2 separate regions of the Homo sapiens genome follow, and region 1 is linked to region 2. A link is a contact called in ENCODE Hi-C data. All regions are on one chromosome and are shown on one strand. The core of a region is the stretch at or near the end of the contact, and the rest is flanking DNA. Distances in the headings are between cores, read along the strand shown.

Evidence for each region. A loop is a pair of places that touch in the nucleus more often than their neighbours do.
Region 1: a loop to region 2 is called in a map of posterior vena cava, with 28 times the contacts of the local background. The contact joins the promoter of SV2B here to the promoter of MESP1 in region 2. A Hi-C loop is called at or near these places in 2 of 168 maps with a recorded cell type or tissue (lower leg skin and posterior vena cava).

What each region holds. Positions count from the first base shown.
Region 1 is chr15:91,097,214-91,103,969 of GRCh38, forward strand. SV2B (synaptic vesicle glycoprotein 2B) reads left to right here and starts at 3,044. Exons shown (of 13, transcript NM_001323032.3): 1 at 3,044-3,150. RefSeq lists an enhancer at 2,280-2,821 and a silencer at 2,871-3,270.
Region 2 is chr15:89,749,065-89,756,676 of GRCh38, forward strand. MESP1 (mesoderm posterior bHLH transcription factor 1) reads right to left here and starts at 2,185. Exons shown (of 2, transcript NM_018670.4): 1 at 1,445-2,185; 2 at 811-1,163. The coding sequence starts at 2,167. The coding sequence ends at 1,080. It also overlaps the pseudogene MRPL15P1. RefSeq lists silencers at 1,456-1,745, 1,806-2,235.

The DNA of each region.
Region 1 (6,756 bases), core at 1,794-4,293, 1.3 Mb after region 2:
ATAAGAAAAAGACAGAAAACCCAATAAATTGGTCAAAAGACTTGAAACTTTACAAAAGAATATCCAAATGGCCAATAAGCATAAGAAATTGCTCAACATTAGTAATAATCAAGAAACACACATTAAAACTATATCAAAGTTTTAACTTCAATGTAATTTACACTACACACAAGAATGGCTAAAATTAAAAGCACTGATAATGCCAAGTTATGGCAAAGAAATAGAACATCTGGAATTCTCAAATATTGCAGATGGGACTAGGACTGTAAATTGGCACAACCACTTTGGAAAACTGTTTGGTAGTACTGTATCTACTAAGGCAAAGTACTGTATCTATTTACTAAGGCAAAAACAGGCATTTACCTTGTGACCCAGCAACTCTATTCCTAGTTTCATATTCAAAAGAAAAGAGCACATATGTCTATCAAATGTTCATAACAGGCTGTGTGCCATGGCTCACACCTGTAATCCTAGCACTTTGGAAGGCTGATGTGGGTGGATATCTGAGGTCAGGAGTTTGACACCAGCCTGGCCAACATTTCAAAACCCCGTCTCTACTAAAAATACAAAAATTTTCCGGACTTGGTGGCATGTGCCTGTAATCCCAGCTACTTGGGAGGCTGAGGCAGGAGAATTGTTTGAATCTGGGAGGTGGAGGTTGCAGTGAGCTGAGATCATGCCACTGCACTCCAGCCTGGGCGACAGAGCGAGACTTCTTCTCAAAACAAAACAAAACAAAAAACCAAAAAAGAACAAAAAACAAGTTCATAGCAGCTTTATTCATCACAGCTAAAATCTGGAAGCAACTCAAATGTACACTCATAGAAGAAGGGATAAATTGTGTTATATTCAGGCAATAGAATACCATACAGCAATAAGAAAAAAATGACCTACTGATATATGTAATGATATGGAAGAATCTCACAGACATTATTTTGAGTAAAAGAAGCCACACCCAAAAGAGTACATACTATATATATACTGTATGACTCCATTCATGAGTAGTTCAAGAGCAGGTGATACTAATTGCTGCTGAAAAGGGTCAGAGTGGTGGTTACACCTAGGTGGAGGGTGACTGGTATTGCCTGGGAAAGAGCATAAAGAGACCCCTTGATGCCAGGACTGTTTGCCACCTTAATCTGGATGGTGGCTGTAGCAATAGATATTAAGCAGATACGATATTCTGGGTCCCTGTCCATATGAGGCAGACAACAGAGGCGTGCGTTCCTACAGCTTACATTCTCTTATGGAAGCCGGACAACAACTTTAGTAAGGCGTTGGGTGCTGTAGTAGAGGAACTAATGGTAGCTCTGGGCACATGGAGCAGGGAGAATTCAGGTATTTCAGGAATGAGGGAAGACTTCTTTGAGGAAGAGATGGCTCAGCTGAGAATAAGGCTTTAGGCAGAGGTAAGAGGAATGGGAGGAGGAGAACATTCCAAGCAGAGGGAACAGTATGTGCAAAGACCTAGAGGTGAAAGAGTGAGGCACGTCCAAGGAATTAGAAGTTCCATATGGCCAGAGTACAGGGGAAAAGATGAGGGTGGAGGGGTGAGGCTGTGGGGGGTTAGCAAGGGTTTGCTTTCCAGCACTAAATGTGATGTGTTAGGCTGGCGCTGTAGCGCGAGCCTGCATCCCAGCTTGGGAGGCTGAGGCAGGCGGATCACTTGAGCTCAGGAGTTCCAGACCAGCCTGGAGAACAGAGTGAGACTTCTACTCTACAAAACGTTTAACAATTGGCCAGGAGTGGTGGCGCATGCCTGTAGTCCCAGCTACTTGAGAGGCTGAGGCAGGAGGATTGCTTGAGCTGCGGAGGTTGAGGCTGTGATCCAGCCACTGCACCACAGCTTGGGCAACAGAGCCAGACCCTGTCTCAAAAAAAAAAAAAAAAAAATGTTTCGGATTTTTCAAGGACACTGGGAAGCCATCACATGGTTTTAGGTAGGAAAGAGTCAAGATCAGATTTACATGTTGAGAAATGACTCCAGGAGCCTGAGAAGTTGAAGTCCTTGCGGGTGGTCCAGGTGCGAGTCGGCGGAGGCCCCAGCCAGGGAAGAGGCAGGGAGCTGGAGCGCAGGTCATTGACGGCAGCGAGAGTGGGGAGTCCAGCTGAAGACCTCATGATGGAGGATGTGCTCCATGGAGAAGAGGGGGAAGGCTCTTCCAGAACTGGCCTTCATTTTAGCCCTGTTAGGAAAGGAACGTAGCTTCGGATCCTAGAGGGGCCAGGCACCTGCAGTGTTGTGCTGTTTGAGTCCGCATCCGAATTTCCAGTGTCCTTTCCTTGCTCCTTACTTGCTCCTAGAAGGAGCCCTATGCTCCTAAAGAGTCTTTCGGTGCTGAGCCTTGGCAGTTTAGTTTGCTGAACTCTCGTCAGTGGAGTTAGTGGGTGGTGGTTTGGAAGGAGGGAGACAGAGGTGGAGGGCTTGTTTGAATGCACCAAGCCTTGCAGGCTTTCCTCCTCCCCGCGCTGGCCGGGTAGGTTCTCTTCAGTTCCTGATGAGGCAAACGAGAACAAAGCAGTCGAACAGCACCATGATCGACGATACTTTGGGGGCGGCGTGATCAGAGGATTCCCCTTCCCGGGAACTTGCGTCTAGTCCTCTGACGCATCCTAGTTCGGAGTGGGTGGAAGGGCATGTGGAGTCCACAGCGCCCCCTCGCCCTAGGCGGGGTGGAGACAGCGAGACGACGCCCATGATCAGCTGGTTACAAAACTCGAGGAATAAGAAGTTTAATATTTATTGGTCTGCAAATCCGGAGACCTTGCGGCCTCACTGGTCCTCCTTCCCTCTGAGCTATCTCCACACCCAGCCTTCGATCAGAAGGAGATTTAGAAGCAGAGCTGCCCGCAGCGAATACTTTTAATGCCCGGGCCGGGAAGAAAGCGGGTTAGGATCTGATCCCGCTGAGTAGAGGACCCAGGAGCCTCCCGCCCCGCGTGCTCTGTAGCGCGGGGGCGCGCTGCGCGCTGCGCCTGGGCGGCTGGCGGGGGCGGCGTGGGCGCGGTGATGCAGGTGTGACACCCGCCGGCGCCTGCCTCCGCCCGGATCGCCCAGCTCCGCGTTAGCCGGAGCTGCACGCGGGGCTGCCGGGGCGGACGCTGCTCTGCCTGCATCCGGAGGCGGCCGCCAGCGGATTTGCCACCCAGGTAGGGGACTGCGTTGCTCGCTGCGGTGCAACCGACCCAGCCGGGGCGCGGACCCCGCGTGCGCCAGGGCTCCCAGACTCGCCTGCCTGGGCTGAAATATACACGCTCGCACAGCTGAGTGCTGTTCATAGTAAATGGCACAAAAGATCGGAGAGTCTTGAAAAACCGGCGCAGAAAAGCAAGGACTTGCCCGCTGCCTGGAGCTGTGCGCTTCTTTGAAAGCGGCCTCCCCAAGGGCTGTTTTAAAACCCTGTTTGAACTATTAGCGCCATAAGTAGTTTTGCAACTTATAAATGTCAGGCTGCTGGCATTTATAGCTCCGTTTCCATAAGCTTCCTAGCCGCTGCTTTTAGTTTCAGTTACATTCTAGTAGATAGATTTTGTTATTGTTGTTGGCTTGTTCTTAAAGAACAGAATTCAAACGTGCTTACACCTGGTGGCTCTTGGGGTTTGTGAGTGTGTATTTCTGTATGTGCAGGGCGCCCTCCGTGGGCGTGGGAGCCGTTTCTTAGGGACACAGAAGGATTTGTTTATGGACGGGTTTTAGCGCAAGGGAAAGAAAATGACTTGTTTTGCAGGGATGGGCTAGCAAATGCGTTTAGCCAGGGAGGAGCAAGGCACCGCTGTGTCTTCGGCAGACGGGTGGTAGAAATCTCTGCTGTCCAGGGTTCAGCAGGGCTGATGAAATACACTCCTTTATCCGGAAATTACAGATGCAAATTACTCCGTTTAAGGGTAACTTAACGTTGGTGTCTTGGGCTCTGATAAGAGCAGCCCCAGTGGGGTGGGGTGGGACGCTGGGGGAATGCTTGCTGGCTTTCTAGCCCTTGGGGAGGTGAATGTGGGTGGCTTTGGGGCTCAGAGAGTGGCAGGTGAGGGGTAAGGAGGGTGCATGAGGGAGGACTGGGCACTGTAGTCGGCTCAGCGGTGGTTCTGGTCTATGCTGGTCTCCTCTGTGTTTCTGCTTCCTGCCCTTTCCAGAAGAGGTGACTTGTTCTGCTTGTTCCAGTTGGTGCAGTAGGTACAGGCTCGTTCTGCATCTTTCTTGAGTCAGCAAATACTTACTGAGCACTTAGTATTTGTCAGAGATGGGATTAGTCCTTGGGGATGCAGAGATGATGATAACAATGTCCTGGCTCCCTGAGGTTCACACCTGGTAGGGGGAGAAGCACTCGTAATCAGGAGGTGGATAAGTTCATGATGGTGTTGGAAAAGAGCAGTGAGAGCAGAGAGGAGGAGGAAATTGATAGTGGCAGTGATTAGTATAAAAATGAAGCCCTCATGGATTAGGCATGGCGTGGATTTCAGCAGGGACTGGGTCGCTCTCTTGGTTCTTCGGTCCGGGAGTGACCCACATGACTCTCCCACACCATTGCCATCACTGCCACTGGGTGGGCAGAGCTTTACAAGTCTCGGCTGGGCTGGTATTTGCAGTATGTGACTAGACCCCAGTAGACACAGGCTGACACCCAGAGAGGAGCACACACAATACAAGTCAGACTTTAATTTTTTCCTTTTTTAATGAATGCTTTTCCTGAATTCCAGGACTATGAAGGTTTTGAAGCAACACTTCACAAAGGCAGGGACTCTGGAAAATTCTGAGGGAGTTTCAGAGCAGATGAACTTCTGTCTGCTTCTCCCTGGGTCCCCGACCTATCTGTTCTTGTCCCAGCCCAGTTCAAAAGGAAAACTCTCCCTTGATTTTCCCTAAATGGGTGGAATAAGGGAAAACTAAAGCTGTTACTACCAGTCTTTTCTGGGAGATGAAAATCCAATCTCAAGGATGTTTCTTCCTGGACCAAAGCTGTGATGGGTGACGAAAAATGATAGAATGAAAAGCTCTTGTGTTATGTATTTGCCAGAGATGTGTGTTACATGCGCCTACATCATCATTAAGGTATTTGAAAAGCAGCGTGCACTACAAGAAGCATGAGCGTGGATGCTCAAACAGACCTAGGTGAGTGTCTTGGGCAAGTTACTCAGCCCCTCTTTGAGCATTAGTTTCCTGATCTGTAAAATGGAGACAGTAATAGGATTCTTATAATAATTAAAGAAAAGATACTTTAAAATATTTACTCATTGTTACCCGATCATCATATATAACTTGCCTGGCACAAAGTAGGTGCTCAAGAAATGGCAGTTCATTCATTAAGTTCCTACTATGTGTCAGCCATTGCTCTATGTGTGGAGAATACAGACAAAAACAACCAAAAAAGCCCTCTCTCAAGGAGCTTAAATTAATGAGAGAGTGTGTGTATGTGTGTGTGTGTAAGATGATGGACAAATAAATAAGTATAGAGTGTATCAGCTAATGAGACACTGTAATGGAGAAAAATAAAGCTGGCTGAGAGGACTGGGGAGTGCTGCCAGAGGGCAGGGTGGGGCTTGTTATTTATTTTTATACAGCTTGGCCAGGGAAGGCTTTTTGGTAAATGACATTTGACCAGACATCTGGGGAAGTGAGGGAGGAAGCCAGGGATTCTGGTAAATGACATTTTACCAGACATCTGGGGAAGTGAGGGAGGAAGCCAGAGGTTGCAGGCAGCACCTGCAAAACCCTGAGATAGGAGAGAGGTGTGTTCCCAAGAGACCCAGAAAGGAGGCCACGGAAGCTGCTGTTGAGTCAGACACCCGGGACAGCAGTAGGACCTGAGGTCATAGGGGCAACACGGCAGGTATTTGAGATATTGCCTCTTAGGATTCCTATTTGTCACTATGATGTATGTGCTGAGTTATTGTTTAAGGAACTGGATGAAATCCTAAACTCTGTGTTTAGAAGAAGGTTGGTTGGTAGATATAAGTACTTGTGGTCATTCAGAGCATAAACGAATGCAGGAAGCAGAAAGCATAGGTCTTTGCAAGGCAACAGGAAGCACAGGAATTAAGGACACTGTGGAACGCAACATTCAGATTTCTCCCATCCGGATGGAGGACTGTGTTTGTGCTTCTTTTGAATCTTAGTATTATGATTTTTTGTTTCCTTTCCCCCACACTAAAAGAAAAGGTCATCTTTAGCAAACAGGCCAGCAGTCCTTGCTAGATATTCTTTTTTCTTTGAGAATGAGAAGAGTTTCTATGATCATGGAAAAGTGTTGGGATCATCTGGAAATATGCTGACCTTCAGTGTACCATGAAATGCATTTACATAATATCATATGGCAAATTTATTTAAAGCCTCTATCTTATAGGCTTAACATAAAGATCAGTTTGCTGCTCTGCCCTTTGGAAACTTTATTCCTCTAGAGAAAACATGGTTTGGGCATTTGAGAGCCTCATCACTCAGCTGTCCTTGGTGCAGAAGGGCTACTGCAGTGTGTTCCATGGCCAGAAATGGGGCTGGATGCCTGAGAACCTAGTCAAAGTTTCTGTGAAATAGAATGAGGTGAGGCTGGGTCAAGGTCAGAGAGTCTGGCTGGGTGTCCCCGAGTCCACCTCAGAAGGCAACATTTACTTCTGTGAATTTCCCCCATCCAATATCTGGCTTTTAGTATTGCTGCCTCAGAAACCTGATCTGTCTTTCCGGGCCACGTCACAGTGACCTTGTTCACCTGCATGCCAGCTTATTGATTTGCAGTGGTTGAGACACTGTGTGGCTTGGCTGGTGGG
Region 2 (7,612 bases), core at 935-3,434:
CCAGACACCCTGGCTGGATGAGGACACACTTTCTGGGCTCAAGCCTCCCGTTTCTTGCTCCCTGATGTGAATCCAGCCAATGCAGACAGGCACGCAACTGCCTGTGTGGATTCCGATGCAACCCCATGGGCCCCTCATCTCACCCCATCTAGGCCTGTAGGAGGTCATGGTTATATAAACTCAGGACCGCCACACCATTATTTATGTCTCTAAGCCACAAGGTGGGGAAACCAGAGAAAAGGCAGATGGGAAAATGCCGGCGGAGGGTGGGGGAGTTCCAAGGCCAGGATGCTCCCGTGCATGGAGAATAAGACCACAGGATGCAAGAAAATAACCCCTTGGAGCTGTTATCCCTCAGGCCCCAACATGTATGGAGCTGGCAAAATCCCACAAGAGCTGAGCGCTGGGACTCTGGAGGCCTACCTGGGCTTGAGCGCTGATCCTCATCCTTCTGTAAAATGGTTACTTGAGTATAATAGGTACCTGATGTACATACAATAAATACTCAATAATGGAGTTGTATTTCTACACAGATATTTTGGTTTTAACCAGTTCCCCACCAGGTTCAAAGAAAAGATGAGCAGATTCTACTTGCCGCTGCCTTCTCACAGGACGTCCCTCCCCACCCATTCCAGGCTGACCCATCTGGACTAGATGCTGAGCCAGGGCTGGGGGTAAGGCCAAAGGGGTCTGGGCCTGTGGGGGTCGGGGGGCTAAAGATTGCAAGAACCCCTCCCACCTCTCCCATGCTCTTCTTTGGAGGGAGAGAGGGAGCTCTGTGTCCACGGGTAGGAAGAAGAAATTGCCAACTGACACCAGTACAGTTTATTCACAAATAAATAAATTCACATTAGGCAGAGCCTCCTGCTTGCCTCAAAGTGTCTAGCCCTATGGGTCCCTCCATGGAGGGAGGGGCTGAGAAGGGCCGCCGCGGTGGGGACGGCTCTCACCCGCAGGAATGCCCCCGTCGGGATCGCCCGTGCCCTCTTCCAGGAAAGGCAGTCTGCCAAGGAACCACTTCGAAGGTGCTGAGGCCAAAAAGCCTCGGTGCTCACAGAGACGGCGTCAGTTGTCCCTTGTCACTTGGGCTCCTCAGGCAGCCACTCCAGAGGCGAGAGGGGCATCCAGGTCTCCAACAGAGCCAGCACGTCGCCCGGAAGGAGCTGTAGGGAGAGACGGAACAGCGCAGCCCTCAAGCACTGGTGGCCTTGTGCGGGTGTCCGCGCTCGTGGGCTCCACTCTCAGGGGGCCCCTAGCGAGGGGAGACCCAGTCCTCTGCGTGGCCTTTCCCTGCCTTCGCTTCTTGGAGCCCTGGGCATACTATGGTGGCCAGGTGGCCAGGCTGCCGGCGGGGAGCAGCAGGGTGCCTGGTCCTCACCTTGGCGGGCGGTGGGGCTGTGCGCGGGGGCACGGACGAAGGGGGCGCGGGGAAGGGGACACTAACCGGGGACGGTGGGCTTGGCTCCATCGCCTGCCCTTCAGGGCACGCCGCCTCGGCGAACAGCGCAGGCGGGTCGCGCGGCTCGGGTGCAGCTCGGGCTCCGGGGCAGGCAGGCGGGGATCCCCAGGACGCCCCGGCGCGGACGGCGGATACCAGGCCCAGCCCGCGCCCCTGCCCCTGCCCCTCAGCCTGCGTCCGTGTCTGCATCTGCGCGGGGCAGTCGTCGGGGCACAGCGGGCAGCCCCGAGGGGACCCCGCGTCACCGCGCTGCCGGCACCGGCGCTGGAGACTCTCCTCGCTGAGGCCTAGCACGGCCGACAGGTGGCCGATATAGCGGATAGCCAGGCGCAGCGTCTCGATCTTGGTCAGGCTCTGGCCCGCGGGCGCCACGGACGGCGGTAGAAAGCGGCGCAGCTCGTGCAGGGCGCGGGCCAGCGTGCGCATGCGCAGTTTCTCCCGCTCACTGGCGCTCTGCCTCTGCCCGCTGCCCAGGCGGCTGCTGCGCGCGCCGCGCCTACCTACGGAGGGGGCGCGGGGGTCCCGGAGGGTGCCTGGCCGCGCGGGGCTCGCCACGGGGCTGTCGGCTGGGGTGCTGCCCCATGAGTCTGGGGACGAGACGAGGGAGCGGCCGCAGTCCTTGTCGGAGGGCGGCGGCCGCCGAGTTGGGCCCCAGGCCGCAGAGAGCATCCAGGACTCGGAGAGCGGCGGGCACAGGGGCTGGGCCATGGCAGCGGCGGCGCGTCTGGGGGCCGGCGGCCGGCGGCCGCTTTATGCCGAGCCCGAGGTGTGAAGTGGCCCCTTCCAGGCCGCATCAGCACATCAAAGTGGGCTCGGGGCTTGGAGGGGGCGGAGCCTGACCCTTTGAATCCACGGCGGGGGGCCAAGGTGCCAGCCCCTTGACTGCGCCTGTTTCGCCCCACCTGGGCCCTCGCTTGGGCGCCCGACCCAGCCTCTCGGCCTTCCCGCCTGCGCCCAGTGTTGGGTGAAGCCCGGGGCGTTGGGCCAGCCCTGCAGGTTAAAGGAAGCGGGGTCAGAAAAACGAAATCTAGATCCTAGGTTTGGGGCCTGCCTTCACCTGTTGGGGACCTTATGCAAATTCTTAGTTCTTTTGCACCTTAGCTTCCAATTTGTATAATGAGAGCCTCAGGGCATGCGCCAATTGGACAGTGGAGTAGAGTAAGGACCAGGAGCAGGGACCCTCATTCCCTCTAAAGGTGGAGAAAACAGTAAACCACTTCTCCTTTGAGGCAGGATGGCCCTGGGTAGACCCTTCCCTGGTAAGAACATGTGGACAGTGCAAGGAAGCTTGCACCCCGGCAAATTCAATAAGCTGCCGAGTCTGGTCAGGATGCTGGACCTTCTGAGCAGAGGGAGGGGGTTAAGCCTGCTCCAACCCCAGGCCACCTCTAGCCTGGCAAGGTCTGGAGCTTGGCCTGTTGCCACAGCTGTCACCACTGGCCTTTACCTGATGTTCTGCCGCTATTGGACAGGTATAACAGGTTTTCCCAATGAAATGTGAGTGGAAATGACGCAGCAAAGGCATTTGACAAAATCCAACACCCTTCGTGATGAAAATTCTCAGCAAACTAAGAATAGAGAGGAATTTCATCAACCTGATGAAAGGCTCCTACAAAGAACCTACAGGTAGCCTCATACTGAGTAGTGAAAGACTGAAATCTTCCCCCCACCCCCCGATTGCAGGAACAAAGCGAGGGTGTCTCTCTTACCACTCCTATTCAACATTGTACCAGATGGAGGATCTAGGCTATGCAATTAGGAAACAAAAGACATACAGGTCAGAAAGGAAGAAATAAAACTCTTTTCGCAGGTTATGGCAGCTCTGGGCCCTGCTGCGCATGAGCCTGACCAATTTAAAGCGGAATCCTGGCTCCAGGAAACCCATGAGACGACCAAAAGGTCGGAGAAGAGGTAGAAAATGCGGCAGAGGCCATAAAAGAGAAAGGCAGAGAGGAAACTGGCTCTGCTGGGCTTTGGGGATGGCCAGACTCTATTTTACATCGGAATCCCAAAATACAGATTTAATGAAGGACTTAGCTTCAGACACCAGTATCAACCTTTAAGTATCAATAGACTGTAATATGTTACTGATTTGGGTCGTGTTGATCCTACTCAACCTATTGACTTAACCCAGCTTGTCAATGGAAGAGGTGTGACCATTCAGCCACTTAAAGAGGATTATGGTGTTCAGCTGGTCGAAAAGGCCGCAGACACCTTTCAGGTGAAAGTTAATATTGGGCCGGGCGCGGTGGCTCACACCTGTAATCCCAGCACTTTGGCAGGCCAAGGGGGGTGGATCATGAGGTCAGGAGATTGAGACCACCCTGGCCACCGTGGTGAAACCCCGTCTTATTAAAAATGCAAAAATTAGCCAGGCATGGTGGCACGTGCCTGTAGTCCCAGCTACTTGGGAGGCTGAGGTAGGAGAATCACTTGAACCCGGGAGGTGGAGGTTGCAGTGAGCTGAGATCATGCCACTGCACTCCAGTCTGATGACAGAGTGAGACCCCCTGTCCAAAAAAAAAAAAAAAAAAAAAAAAGTTAATATTGAAGTACAGTTGGCTTCAGAACTAGCTATTGCTGCAATTGAAAAAAATGGTGGTGGTGTCACTACAGCCTTACAGGATCCAAGAAGTCTGGAAATTCTATCCAAACCTGTTCCATTCTTTTTGGAGACAACCCATTCCAAAAAGAATGCTTCCTTCTGAAGCACTGGTACCATATTCCACCAATGCAAAGAATCGTGGGAACCTGGCAGATCCTGCCAAATTTCCTGAAGCACAACTTGAGCTTGCCAGGAAGGACAGTTCTAATTTACTGGATATCACGAAAGAAGAACTCTTCAAATGTTCAGTACTCAGAAGGATCCAAGGCAGATTTTCTTTGAGTTTGCTCCAGGATGGGTGCTGAATATAGTAGATAAGAAAATCCTAACATCTACAGATGAAAATCTCCTCAAGTACTAGAGCTCATGAATTCCCATCCAAGAAAGCAGAGTTGTTAAAGAATATTAGAAAAGGGCCAGGCACAATGGCTAACACCTGTAATCTCAGCACTTTGGGAGGCCGAAGAGGGTGGATCGTGAGATCAGGAGTTTGAGACCAGCCTGGCCAACATGGCGAAACCCCGTCTCTACTAAAAATACAAAAATTAGCCAGGCATGGTGGCAGACGCCGGCAATCCCAGCTACTCGGGAGGCTGAGGCAGGATAATCGCTTGAACCCGGGAGGCGGAAGTTATGGTAAGCCAAGATCGCTCCATTGCACTGCAGCCTGGATGAAATTTCACCTGGCCCCTCAGGAGTTTGAGTTTGCACCCTGGTCTTAATAGGTACTTCGTGCATGGCTATCTGCTCTCCAGCCAGACTGTGAAGTACCTGGTGTCTGGGTGTCTGGCATCATATCTTTACCTGTTTTCAAGCGGAATGGTTTCTTTCAGTGCCAGATGTCTGATTTTTTTTTTTTTTTTTTTTTTTGAGACAGGGTCTGGCTCTGTCGCTCAGGCTGGAGTGCTGTGGCGCAATCTTGGGTCACTGCAACCTCCGCCTCCTGGCCACATTGAAAGACAAAGAATTTTCTTGAATCACATATAAAATACAGTAATGAGGCTGGGCACCATGGGATCAAGCCAGTAATCCTAGCACTTTGGGAGGGCGAGGCAGGGGGATCACTTGAGGTCAGGAGTTCGAAACCAGCCTGGCCAACATGATGAAACCCTGTCTCTACTAAAAATACAAACAATTAACCTGGTGTGGTGGCGCATGCCTGTAGTCCCAGCTCTCGGGAGGCTGAGGCAGGAGAATCGCTTGAACCTGGGAAGTAAAGGTTGCAGGGAGCTGAGATTGTGCCATTGCACTCCAGCCTGGTGACAGAGCAAGATTCTGTCTAAAAAAAGAAAAAAAAAATACACTAATGATAGCTACTGCACTAACAAAATTGCAAAAAAAAAAAAAAAAACTCATAATGTTTTAAGGAGTTTACGGAATGTTTAAGAAGTTTATTTGTGTTGGGCCACATTCAAAGCCATCCTGGGCCGTGGGTTGGACAAGCTTGGTGTACACCAAACCACTCATCGTCCCCTCCCTCCTCCACCCCCTTTCCTCCCTACCCCTCCACTCACCCCTCGCCCATCTTCTCTGCTTAACTGGCCTGGTTCTCAGCAATACCAGCTTTCTTCATGGTATGAAATTGCAGGGATTCCCACTTCACCTTCTCCTTCCAAGCCGTCACCAGATGACATCCCTTCTTTCTGTATTTTCTTCAGGTCCACCTCTTTCTTTGCTTTTCTTTCCATTACCCGAATCCAGTCTTTCTCCCAACTTCCTTCACCCAGTCTAATCTTCTGTAGGAAACATTTCTTCCATCTTCCCTTCAATCTACATTCTTTCCTCTGGCCTCCAAGATCTCTGGAATGTGGATCCTCTCAGCCCTCAGGCTGTCTCTGCTCTGGGACACAGACCCCTTGGCACATGAGACTTGTCTTCCTCTGTTTTCTACACACACACACACACACACACACACACGCACACACCAAGTCCCACCTCTCTGCCGTTGTCCATGCCACTGCCCCACCCTGTAGTGCCCTCATTCCTACTTAGCAAGCTTTCTAAACATCAAAACCTAGCTCAACATTTTTATTTTTATTTGTTTGTTTATTTATTTTGAGATGGAGTCTCGCTTTGTCACCCAGGCTGGAATGCAGTGGCACCATCTCGACTCACTGCATCCTCCACCTCCTGGGTTCAAGCGATTCTCCTGCCTCAGCCTTTCAAGTAGCTGGGACTACAGGTGTGTGCCAGCACGCCCAGCTAATTTTTGTGTTTTTAGTAAAGACGGAGTTTCTCCATGTGGAACTCCTGACTTCAAGAGAGCCTCCCAAAGTGCTGGGATTACAGGCATGAACCACTGTGCCCAGTCCCAGCCCAATTTTTACCTTTGATGAAGCTTTCTCTGAACTTTAGTATGGTAGTTTTCCAAACTATTTGTCTTCTTGTTCATGCTCTTATGTTTTAAATCCTAATTGTTTCTAGTAGATTGTAAACTCCTTTGGAATAATGTCAGTATGTAATACTTTGTTACTTATCCAAGCAGTACAGGACACTCAGAGTTGATTAGCTGATGTGGAATAGATATGTGTCCCAATTTGTGTTTGATTGTTTTCTTTCTTTTTTTGAGAGAGAGTCTTGCCCTATTGCCCAGGCTAGAGCACAGTGGCATGATCTGGGATCACTGCAGCTTCTGCCTCTCAGGCTCAAACGATCCTCCCACCTCAGCCTCCTGAATAGCTGGGACCACAGGCGCATGCCACCATGCCTGACTAATCTTGGTATTTTTTTGTAGATATGGGGTTTCATCATGTTGGCCAGGCTGGCCTTGAACTCCTGACCTCAAGTGATCTGCCCGCCTCAGCTTCCCAAAGTGCTGGGATTCCAGTTTTGCTGGTCTGATGTTTTGCATTCCCCCATAGCTTCCAGCCCAGTGAGCCTGATGGGTGAGCTGGTTTGTAGCGATGATGGCCCCATGGCATGGTACCTTCTCCCTGGGCATGTCTCCCACCCCTCCTTCCTGGGATCTCTTCTGTCTCCTGCTGTTCTTGGCCTCCTCTGACACCTTCTGTTCCTCCTCCTCTGCAGTCTGTCCCAGCAGCCCCAGAATGCCTATGCCCAGGATCACATCCAGGAGAAGCAGTGCCAGCCAACCCCTAGAGTGGGGAGAAGGGGAGAAGCCCCCTCCCTGTGCATATGCCCTAGGATCCATCTACACCCAAGGACAGCCTGGCCCAAGAGGCACTTCCTCAGCCTGCAGCTGTCAGCAGAGCCCACTCCTGGACTGCAGCAGATGGATGCCTTCCTGGGCTCCAGAGCCAACTCAGGAAACTGGCATGGGGGCCCAGTGACTGGGCCTCTTTGATGCCACTAGGCCCCAAGGGAACATGCGGTTGGGAATTGGTAAAGTGTTCTGTGTGCCGGGGTGGGAGTGGGTGCAGAGAAAAGGCCAGAAGGCGGCCGGGCATGGTGGCTCACGCCTGTAATCCCAGCACTTTGGGAGACCGAGGCAGGTGGATCACCTGAGGTCAGGAGTTCGAGAGCAGCCTGGCCAAAATGGTGAAACCCCATCTCCACTAAAAATACAAAAAAATTAGCTGGGCATGGTG